2 separate regions of the Homo sapiens genome follow, and region 1 is linked to region 2. A link is an interaction called in ENCODE POLR2A ChIA-PET data of the cell type or tissue named here. Cell type or tissue: GM12878. All regions are shown on one strand. Each heading gives the region's core, and the rest is flanking DNA. Links, peaks and the distances in the headings are about the cores only.

The links. ChIA-PET counts read pairs that join two places held together with the same protein. Peaks named below come from ENCODE experiments on the same cell type or tissue, not always from the same donor. Only the 100,000 strongest peaks of a DNase experiment are listed, where the experiment ranks them.
Region 1: POLR2A ChIA-PET joins it to region 2 with 6 read pairs; 16 of 35 experiments call an interaction of 5 or more read pairs at or near these places.

The regions. Positions count from the first base shown.
Region 1 is chr5:131,340,940-131,346,318 of GRCh38, forward strand. The region is part of intron 2 of CDC42SE2 (CDC42 small effector 2); the gene reads left to right. Among named protein-coding and RNA genes, the nearest start is that of CDC42SE2, 80 kb to the left of the region's middle. In GM12878, for the core only: no CTCF peak of the experiment used is centred there; no DNase peak of the experiment used is centred there.
Region 2 is chr5:131,268,204-131,273,582 of GRCh38, forward strand. The region is part of intron 1 of CDC42SE2 (CDC42 small effector 2); the gene reads left to right. Among named protein-coding and RNA genes, the nearest start is that of CDC42SE2, 6.8 kb to the left of the region's middle. RefSeq lists an enhancer at 4,649-4,728. In GM12878, for the core only: no CTCF peak of the experiment used is centred there; no DNase peak of the experiment used is centred there; H3K4me3 peaks cover 4,046 bases; H3K27ac peaks cover 3,980 bases.

The DNA of each region.
Region 1 (5,379 bases), core at 108-5,107, 73 kb after region 2:
GTGCTGGTATTACAGGCACGAACCACCATGCGTGGCCTGAGTATGTACTTTCTGAAGAAGGAAGTTGAACTTCAAAGGAAGGATTGAGAGGCAAGAAGCAATAATCAAATCAATTGGCAAATTTGGAAAAATATTAATCATCAGCATCATTGTGTACTTACTGTATACTAAGTGTTTTGTTTAATTTTCACAATAGTCCCATGGTATAGGTACTATTATTTTCCTGGACAACATTTTCCAGTTTGAAAGAGGTCATTCAGACCCCAGTACAATGATGAAAAAGGACCAAACCAAGTAACATCTCTGTGGCATTTGAGAATTCCAAGAGTTAAGGAAAAAAATGTTTAACTCTTCTAGAAGGGAAATACATCACACACAAAGGAAGGAAAATTGGAATGTCATCAGACTTCTCACAACCCTGGAAGTTAGCAGATACTGAAATAGTGTCTTTAAAATCCTGAGGGAAAGATTTTTGTCTTGGTATTCTATATTCAACTAAACGATCAATCAAATATCAAATGTAAGGAATTAAAACATTTTCATTCTGTGTCCCACTTCTTAGGAAGCCAGGGGAGTATGTGTATGATTTTACAACATAAGTGAGAAGGATGAGAAGAGGAAGACATGATTCACAGAAACAGAACATACCAACTTAGAGCAGTTAGGATTGAAGCAAGAGGCTAGGAAGAAACCAAAAGAATATTTGAATCAGTACATCTATTAATATGTTCAGGTATTTGGAAATTACAGGTGTTTTACAGATCTGATATAGGTACATAAAAAAACTAAGCAATTAAAAAAGCTTAGCAGTTATTCAGAGAAAACAAAAGATTATTTAAGAAAAGATAGGACGGCTGAGGTAGGAGAATCGTTTGAACCCAGGAGGTGGAGGTTGCAGTGAGCTGAGATTGTTCCACTGAACTCCAGCCTGGGCAACAGAGCAAGACTCTTGTCTCAATAAAAAAAAAAAAAGATAGCTAATTATACCAAGTAGTCTAAAAATTGATAATTTGAGAAGTAGCAATGGGCATCTTACTTACAATTATAAAAGTTAATACCACGCTGGGCACGGTGGCTCATGCCTGTAATCCCAGCCCTTTGGGAGGCTGAGGTGGGCAGATCAGGAGGTCAGGAGATCGAGACCATCCTGGCCAACATGGTGATACCCCATCTCTACCAAAAATACAAAAATTAGCTGGGTGTCGTGGTGCATGCCTGTAATCCCAGCTACTCGGGAGGCTGAGGCAGGATAATCACTTGAACTGGGGGGGTGGAGGTTGCAGTGAGTTGAGATTGTGCCACTGCACTCCAGCCTGGTGACAGAGTAAGACTCCTTCTCAAAAAAAAAAAAAAAAGGTAAATACCAGAAGAAGCAGCTTGGTAAGTTAAAAACAGTTCCCACTAAGAGATGGAGAGGCACAGGTCAGAGATTTGCCATTTTTAATAGTCTTTTTTTTTTTTTTTTTTTAAGATAGGGTCTCACTTTGTCACTGGGCTGGAGTGCAGTGGCGCCGATCTCAGCCCACTGCAACCTCCGCCTCTCAGGTTCAAGTGATTCTCCTGCCTCTGCCTCCCGAGTAGCTGGGATACAGGCGCCCGCCACTATGCCCAGCTAACTTTTTGTATTTTTAGTAGAGATGGGATTTCACCATATTGGCCAGGCTGGTCTTGAACTCCTGACCTTGTGATTTGCCCGCCTCAGCCTCCCAAAGTGCTGGGATTGCAGGTGTGAGCCACTGCACCTGGTTAATAGTCTTTTATTATTCATTGATTCTTTTTTATTTTTTTTTTGAGATAGATTCTCGCTCTATTACTCAGGTTGGAGTGCAGTGGCACAATCTTGGCTCACTGCAACCTCCGCCTACTGGGTTCAAGTGATTCTTGTGCCTCAGCTTCCCAAGTAGCTGGGACTACAGGCATGTGCCGCCACACCTGGCGAATGTTTGTATTTTTAGTAGGAACGGGGTTTCATTGTGTTGGCCAGGCTGGTCTTAAACTCCTGACCTCAGGTGATCCACCCACTTCAGCTTTCCAATGTGTATATTCACTGATTTTTAAAAAGTCTATGTGCTCATATTATTTTGAATAACAGTAAAGATTTGCTTAAATGTAAGAAGGCATTTTACAGGATGGTTTTATTCAGAAAACTGTACGTAGTAGGACAGAATTTTAGTATGCATTGCTTGATAAACAGTGTATAATGGTCCCACCCACCGAGAAGAGTAACATAGAAATAGATGGGAGGAAAAAGACAGTATATACAAGTTTGCCTATATTGGTTTGAGGTGCCAGGAGACTGCAAGAGATGCTTATTAGCAGGTGGATATAAATGTCTAGTAGACTCAAGAGAGAAGTCAGAATGAAAATACACATTTCAGTCCATCATCTATAATACACTGAAAACCTGCTGTGTTTGTGTCACAGCATCATTATTTCTAACTCTAGGGAGCTAAGGAAGAGTTTAGGGAATATGGATAAAGAGATGGAAAAGGCCCAGGCACGGTGGCTCATGCCTGTAATTCCAGCACCGTGGGAGGCCAGGGCAGGCGGATCTCCTGAGGTCAGGAGTTCAAGACCAGCCTGACCAACATGGAGAAACCCCATCTCTACTAAAAATACAAAATTAGCCAGGTGTGGTGGTGCATGCCTATAATCCTAGCTACTCAGGAAGGCTGAGGCAGGAGAATTGCTGGAACCCAGGAGGCGGAGGTTGTGGTGAGCTGAGATCGCACCATTGCATTCCAGCCTGGGCAACAAGAGCTAAACTCTGTCTCAAAAAAAAAAAAAAGAGAGAGAGAGATGGAAGAGGCAGAGAGAGAAATAAAGAAGAAGAGTGGGAGGAGAAAGAGGAAGATTATTAAAGAGAGGGAAAGATGAACATGGCAGTTACTCTTACACAAGTGGGAGAAGAAATGTGGATATTAAAGAATGGAAGAGTAGTTTTCAACATATTTTACTTTCCTCTTTATATTGCACACTCTTTCATGTTTGAGCCAATATAATATTCTCTCTTATGTCCCCTACCATAATAATGGATACATTTTTTATGTTAAATACTTCAGATTTAAGTGGGAAAAGGAAGATGTTAGAAAAAGCCTGAGTAGGTTGATGTCAAGATGGCTGAGTAGGAACAGCTCCAGTCTGCAGCTCCCAGCATGAGCGACGCAGAAGAAGGGTGATTTCTGCATTTCCAACTGAGGTACCGGGTTCATCTCACTGGGGCTTGTCAGACAGTGGGTGCAGCCCACGGAGCAGGGCGGGGCATCGCCTCACCTGGGAAGCGCAGGGGATCGGGGAATTCCCTTTCCTAGCAAAGGGAAGCCGTGACAGATGGTACCTGGAAAATTGGGACACTCCCACCCTAATACTGCGCTTTCCAACAGCCTTAGCAAAAGGCACACCAGGAGATTATATCCTGCGCCTGACTAAGAGGGTCCCATGCCCACGGAGCCTCGCTCACTGCTAGAACAGCAGTCTGAGATCGAACTGCAAGGTGGCAGCAAGGCTGGGGGAGTGGCATCCACCATTGTTGAGGCTTGAGTAGGTAAAAAGAGCGGCCAGGAAGCTCGAACTGGGTGGAGCCCACCACAGCTCAAGGAGGCCTGCCTGCCTCTGTAGACTCCACCTATGGGGGCAGGGCATAGCTGAACAAAAGGCAGCAGAAACTTCTGCACACTTAAACGTCCCTGTCTGACAGCTCTGAAGAGAGTAGTGGTTCTCCCAGCACGGAGTTTCAGATCTGAGAATGGACAGAATGCCTCCTCAAGTGGGTCCCTGACCCCCGAGTAGCCTAACTGGGAGACACATCCCAGTAGGGGCTGACTGACACCTCATACAGCCAGGTGCCCCTCTGAGACAAAGCTTCCAGAAGAAGGATCAGACAGCAACATTTGCCATTATGCAATATTTGCTGTTCTGCAGCCTCTGCTGGTGATAACCAGGCAAACGATCTGGAGTGGACCTCCAGCAAACTCCAACAGACCTGCAGCTGAGGGTCCTGACTGTTAGAAGGAAAACTAACAAACAGAAAGGACATCCACACCAAAACCCCATCTGTACGTCACCATATCAAAGACCAAAGGTAGATAAAACCACAAATATGGGGAGAAACTAGAGCAGAAAATCTGAAAATTCTAAAAATCAGAGCACCTCTTCTCTTCCAAAGGAATGCAACTCCTTGCCAGCAACGGAACAAAGCTGGACAGAGAATGACTTTGGCAAGTTGAGAGAAGAAGGCTTCAGATGATCGGTAATAATAAACTTCTCCGAGCTAAAGGAGAATGTTCGAACCTATCGCAAAGAAGCTAAAAACCTTGAAAAAAGATGAGACGAATGGCTAACTAGAAAAACAGTGTAGAGAAGTCCTTACATGACCTGATGGAGCTGAAAACCATGGCACAAGAACTACGTGACTCATGCACAAGCTTCAGTAGCTGATTTTATCAAGTAGAAGAAAGGGTATCAGTGATTGAAGATCAAATGAATGAAATGAAGTGAGAAGTTTAGAGAAAAAAGGGTAAAAAGAAATGAACAAAGCCTCCAAGAAATATGGGTCTATGTGAAAAGACCAAATCTACATCTGATTGGTGTACCTGAAAGTGACGGGGAGAATGGAACCAAGCTGGAAAACACTCTGCAGGGTATTATTCAGGAGAACTTCCCCAACCTAGCAAGGCAGGCCAACATTCAAATTCAGGAAATACAGAGAATGCCACAAAGATACTCCTCAAGAAGAGCATCTCCAAGACACATAATTGTCAGATTCACCAAGGTTGAAATGAAGGAAAAAATGTTAAGGGCAGCCAGAGAGAAAGGTCGGGTTACCCACAAAGGGAAGCCCATCAGACTAACAGCAGATCTCTTGGCAGAAACTCTATAAGCCAGAAGAGAGTGGGGGCCAATATTCAACATTCTTAAAGAAAAGAATTTTCAACCCAGAATTTCATATCCAGCCAAACTAAGCTTCATAAGTGAAGGAGAAATAAAATCCTTTACAGACAAGCAAATGCTGAGAGATTTTGTCACCACCAGGCCTCCCTTACAAGAGCTCCTGAAGGAAGCACTCAACATGGAAAGGAGCAACTGGTACCACCAGCCACTGCAAAAACATGCCAAATTATAAAGACTATCAATGCTAGGAAGAAACTGCATCAACTAACGAGCAAAATAACCAGCTAACATCATAATGACAGGATCGAATTCACACATAAAAATGTTTACCTTAAATGTAAATGGGCTAAATGTTCCAATTAAAAGACACAGACTGGCAAATTGGATAAAGAGTCAAGACCCGTCAGTGTGCTGTATTCAGGAGACCCATCTCAAGTGCAGAGACACACATAGGCTCAAAATAAAGGGATGGAGGAAGATCTACCAAGC
Region 2 (5,379 bases), core at 235-5,234:
AGGTGTCTGCCACCATGCCTGACTAATTTCTATATTTTTAGTAAAGACAGGGTTTCTCCATGGTCATCAGGCTGATCTCAAACTCTTGACCTCAGGTGATCCACCCACCTTGGCCTCCCAAAGTGCTAGGATTACAGGCGTGAGCCACCGTGCCCGGTCAAGCTTATTCTTAATATTTACTTGCTAGTTAGGTGAGGGCATTTTTTTCTTATGTTTTTCATACTACCTGGGAAAACTTGGAATTTAACTTTTCTTTTTTTTTTTCTGAGACGGAGTTTCACTCTTGTTGCCCAGGGTGGAGTGAAATGGTACAATCTTGGCTCACTGCAACCTCCACCTCCCCGGTTCAAACAATTCTCCTGCCTCAGCCTCCCGAGTAGCTGGGATTACAGGCATGCACCACCATGCTCGGCTAATTTTGTATTTTTAGTAGAGACGGGGTTTCTCCATGTTGGTGAGGCTGGTCTCGAACTCCCGACTTCAGGTGATCTGCCTGCCTTAGCCTCCCAAAGTGCTGAGATTGGAAGCATGAGCCACCACACCCGGATTGCTTTTTTTTTTTTTTTTTTTTTGAGACAGAGTCTGTCGCCAGGCTGGAGTGCAGTGGTCCCATCTCGGCTTACTGCAACCTCTGCCTCCTGAGTTCAAGCAACTGTCCTCCCTCAGCCTCTCGAGTAGCAGGGACTACAGGCGTGTGCCACCATGCCTGGCTAATTTTTGTATTTTTAGTAGAGCCGGGGTTTCACCTTGTTGGCCAGGATGGTCTCGATCGCTTGACCTCGTGATCCGCCCACCTTGGCCTTCCAAAGTGCTGGTATTACAAGCGTGAGCCACCGTGCCAGGCGAGGAATTTAGCTTTTAAATTATTAGTTTTATGCATCCTGCTACCTTGGTTCAAAGCTTAAGTATACTTGTATCTTTCTATAATACTAACAAATAATGAGTAGTGCAGGATTTAGCTGAGACTGCTTTGGGCCCTCATCCAAAGGGAGTTCCTGAATTGAAATGCCAAGAAGACTTGGTAATAAGTTGTCTTAATCCTGACACTGTAAAATACCTGTTAATGTATTTTAGTCAAATAGATTATGGTAAAACATACTCCCTCTTTTTCCTAGAAAGTATTAGGTTAATTTCATATTAAATCTAGGTACCTTTGAAATAACTAAATTATGAGCCCTGATATATCTGTTTTCTTGCTTACCCACTTAGAAACTCATGCTGTGATTTCATATTTAATCTGTATGATCGAATTTTTTTATCTTGTACTAAAACATAAAATTATTGGCCGGGCGTGGTGGCTCATTCCTGTAATCCCAGCACTTTGGGTGGCTGAGGTGGGTGGATCACCTAAGGTCAGGAGTTCGAGACCAGCCTGGCCTATGAAACCTTGTCTTTACTAAAAATACAAAAATTAGCCAAGCATGGTGGCACATGCCTGTAATCCCAGCTACTTGGGAGGCTGAGGCAGGAGAATCATGTGAACCCGGGAGACAGAGGCTGCAGTGAGCCGAGATTGCGCCACTGCACTCCTGCCTGGGCAACAGAGCGAGACTCCATCTCAAAAAAAACAAAACAGGCAGGGTGCCCTGGCTCACGCCTGTAATCCTAGCACTTTGGGAGGCCGAGGTGGGTGGATCATCTGAGTTCGGGAATTTGAGACCAACCTGGCCAACATGGTGAAACCCCATCTCTACTAAAAATACAAGAGTTAGCCGGGCGCGGTGGCTCAGGCCTGTAATCCCAGCCACTTGGGAGTCTGAGGCAGGAGAATTACTTGAACCCAGGAGGCAGAGGTTGCAGTGAGCTGGGATGGCACCACTCTACTCCAGCCTGGGCGATGGAGCAAGAGTATCTCAAAAAAACAAAAAAACAAACAAAAAAAAACAACTGGCCGGGCATGGTGGCACATGCCTGTAATCCCAGCACTTTGGGAGGCTGAGGCGGGCAGATCATGAGGTCAGGAGATCAAGACCATCCTGGCTAACACGGTGAAACCCCATCTCTACTAAAAGATACAAAAAATTATCCGGGCGTGGTGGCAGGCACCTGTAGTCCCAGATACTAGGGAGGCTGAGGCAGGAGAATGGCATGGACCCGGGAGGCAGAGCTTGCAGTGAGCTGAGATCACGCCATTGCACTCCAGCCTGGGCGAAAGAGTGAGACTCCGTCTCAAAGAAAAAAATAAAAAAATAAAAACAACAACATAAAATTATTTTTGTTTCATTTGACTTAATAAAACTTTCACTTTTTGTTTAGTAAAGCAAAAATGAATTTTGAGTACATTCAACATTGTGTATGTTTTACACCGTATATATAGAGGGAATTTATGGGTATCTGTGGAACTGAAAGGTTTAATGGGTGGAACTTGGTAAGGTTTAAGCAAAATACAACTTTCACTGTGCCTTCAAAACTCTCCCTGTAGACTAAGTCTTTCTCTGCTTCTAGATGAGCTTTTAGCGTGATCAGATAGCTTTTTAAGTCACTTTTAGGTAACAAAAAGTCTTCTGGTCACTTGTCAATAATAGTTTTATTTTAGTCATTAAAAGGTACAGTATAGTAGTGTTCAAACTCTTGTAGATTTCAGAACTTTTCTTTGGCTCAAAACTGCTTTGAACCTAGAAGCTTGTTTTGGAGGAAGAGTCGTACTTAGTTGGCTTCTCTTTTTACTTTGCCAGGTCTTCTTCAGTATGGTATTCCTACCACTTCAGGATGCAGCTTAGGATTACAGAGAAAAGATATAGGGGGGAAGGTGGGGGAAGGTATAGTTTTATTGTGGCTTATCTGATTGTGATCTGGCATTTTTGCCTTCTGAGTTGGCGAGGTTGTGCAAAGCTGACTCTTTCTTCAGGAGTGCTGGAAGTGGTTGAGGATTCTATGTCTAGGAAGCTCCAGCTATAATTCCTGTGATACAGTTCTCCAGCTCCAATTTAGCCTTCCAGTTTCCTTTATCTTGCAGGTTCACTTTGCCCAGGGTGAGATTTTTCTTTAGTCTTTAAGGTAGTTCTATAACATTTTAACCAGAACTGCCCATGCTTTATTGAGGATATTTCATAGACACAATTTCATTAATTCCACTGGGGTCTCAGCATCCTGTCTTTCCAACTCCTTCCATAAAATGCAGTAGACCCTCCAAATCATCAGATTTCACATCTGAGGATTTAGCCAGCCAAGGATAAAAAGTATTTAAAAAGAAAAAACAGAACAAAAAGGGTAAAAAGCTACAGTATAACAATTATACATGGCATTTATATTTTATTAGGTATACATAGTCTAGAGATGATTTAAAGTATACAGGTGGATGTGCCTAGGTTATATGCAAATACTGTGCCATTTTATGTATGTAAGGGACTTCAGCATCTGGGGATTTGGGCCAGGGTGGGGCAGGGTTCCTGGAACCAATCACCCATGGATACCGAGGGATGGCTGTAAACGTTTCTTCAACAGTACTTCTGTATGTCTGCGATCTGTAATCCATTGCTGCCATCACCTCTTTGCTGTCCCAAGACCACCTCCTTCCATGTCCTCACTGGAGTATTTACCCTGCCTTAAATTTGTGGTCCACTATTATAATTTTGCCTTTTCATACACATTCAACTCCCTTGCGGCATTCTTCTGTTGTAATTCACCTGGCCAAACCCTTACCCCCACACCCTTTGTGTCCAGTTCTCCATCTGTTCCAGCATACATCTGGGAAGTTGAGCATGCTTTGAGGAAAACACACCCAAGCTGACCTGGCTCTCCCTTTAAATTCATGACCACTGACCTAAGGAGGGCCCTTTGTGTTGCTGGTTGTTTTTGTTTTGTTTTGTTTTGTTTTCGCTTTTTGAGATGGAGTCTCACTGTGTCACTCAGGCTAGAGTGCAGTGGCGCGATCTTGGCTCACTGCAACTTCTGCCTCCCAGGTTCAAGTGATTCTCCTGCCTCAGCCTCCCGAGTAGCTGGAATTACAGGCGCCCATCACCATGCCCGGCTGATTTTTGTATTTTTTTTTAATAGAGACAGGGTTTCACCACGTTGGACAGGCTGGTCTCGAACTCTCACTCCTGACCTCAAGTGATCCACCTGCCTTAGCCTCCCAAAATACTGAGATTACAAGCGTGAGCCACTGCACCTGGCCTAATCCTTCTGTAATCCTAGTACGTTTCCTGATTTAATCACCACAGATTACTTTTAATACCTCTCGTCAAACCTCTAGCCTCCCTTTTTTCCTCTTCATTTTCAGCTCATGACCTTGTTTCCTGTATGTTAAAAATGAAAGCGATCAGAATAAAACTTTTATACGTCTCCTTGTATCTTTACCCATACTTTGCCTTTCCTACTATTCTGTCATCATGGTCTCCACTCGTGCTCCTTTCTCCTTTTAAGGACATTGCATTGCTTCAGTATTCATCTCATTCTCCTGCATTCTAATGAGCTGCATCATTTCCCCATTTCTACTGGATTATCCCTATCAGCATATAGATGTATTGAAATATCTCCCATCTTTAAAAAAACACCTTTCCAAATGCCACATCTTCCTTTAGTTACTCCTCTCCAAAAAGGTAAATATTTGTTGTCATCCGCGCTCCCTGTCTTGTTTGGATCCACTACAATCTGCTTTTTTTCTCTTTCATTCTACCATAACAGCTCTTTTTGAGATTATTGAGTGACTTTGTTGGTGGTAAATTCCCTAGTTCTCAAGCCTAATCTCAGTGGATGTAGAAGCAATAGCAGCATTTGATGTGGTTGATAACATCATGTTTGAAATCTTCCCTTTGTTTCTGGCATATTACTGCCTGTTTTCAGTTTCTTTTGTTGGTTCCTTTTCATTGCCCCAACTTCTAAAAAATGAGGCAGTGTTTCAGGGACATATGTTTAGACCTCTTCTATATTTATATTTAGTTTTAGTCCCCTGTGATCTCATTCTGTCTAGCTAGAATTATATACATATATATATATTTTACATTTTTTTATAATTTTTTTTTTTTTTTGAGATAGAGTCTTGCTCTGTTGCCCAGGCTGGAGTGCAGTGGCGTGATCTTGGCTCACTGCAACCTCCGCCTCCTGGGTTCAAGTGATTCTCCTGTCTCAGCCTCCCGAGTACCTGGGACTACAGGCGCCCATCACCACGCCCGGCTTATTTTTGTATTTTTAGTAGAGATTGGGTTTCACCATGATGGCCAGGCTGGTCTCAAACTCTTGACTTCAAGTGATCTGCCCAGCTTGGCCTCCCAAAGTGCTGGGATTATAGGCATGAGCCACTGCGCCCAGCCTTATTTTTTTTTTTAATTAAAAAACTTTTTCTTGGCCAGGCGCGGTGGCTCATGCCTGTAATCCCAGCACTTTGGGAGGCTGAGGCAGGCAGATCACGAGGTCAGGAGATCGAGACCATCCTGGCTA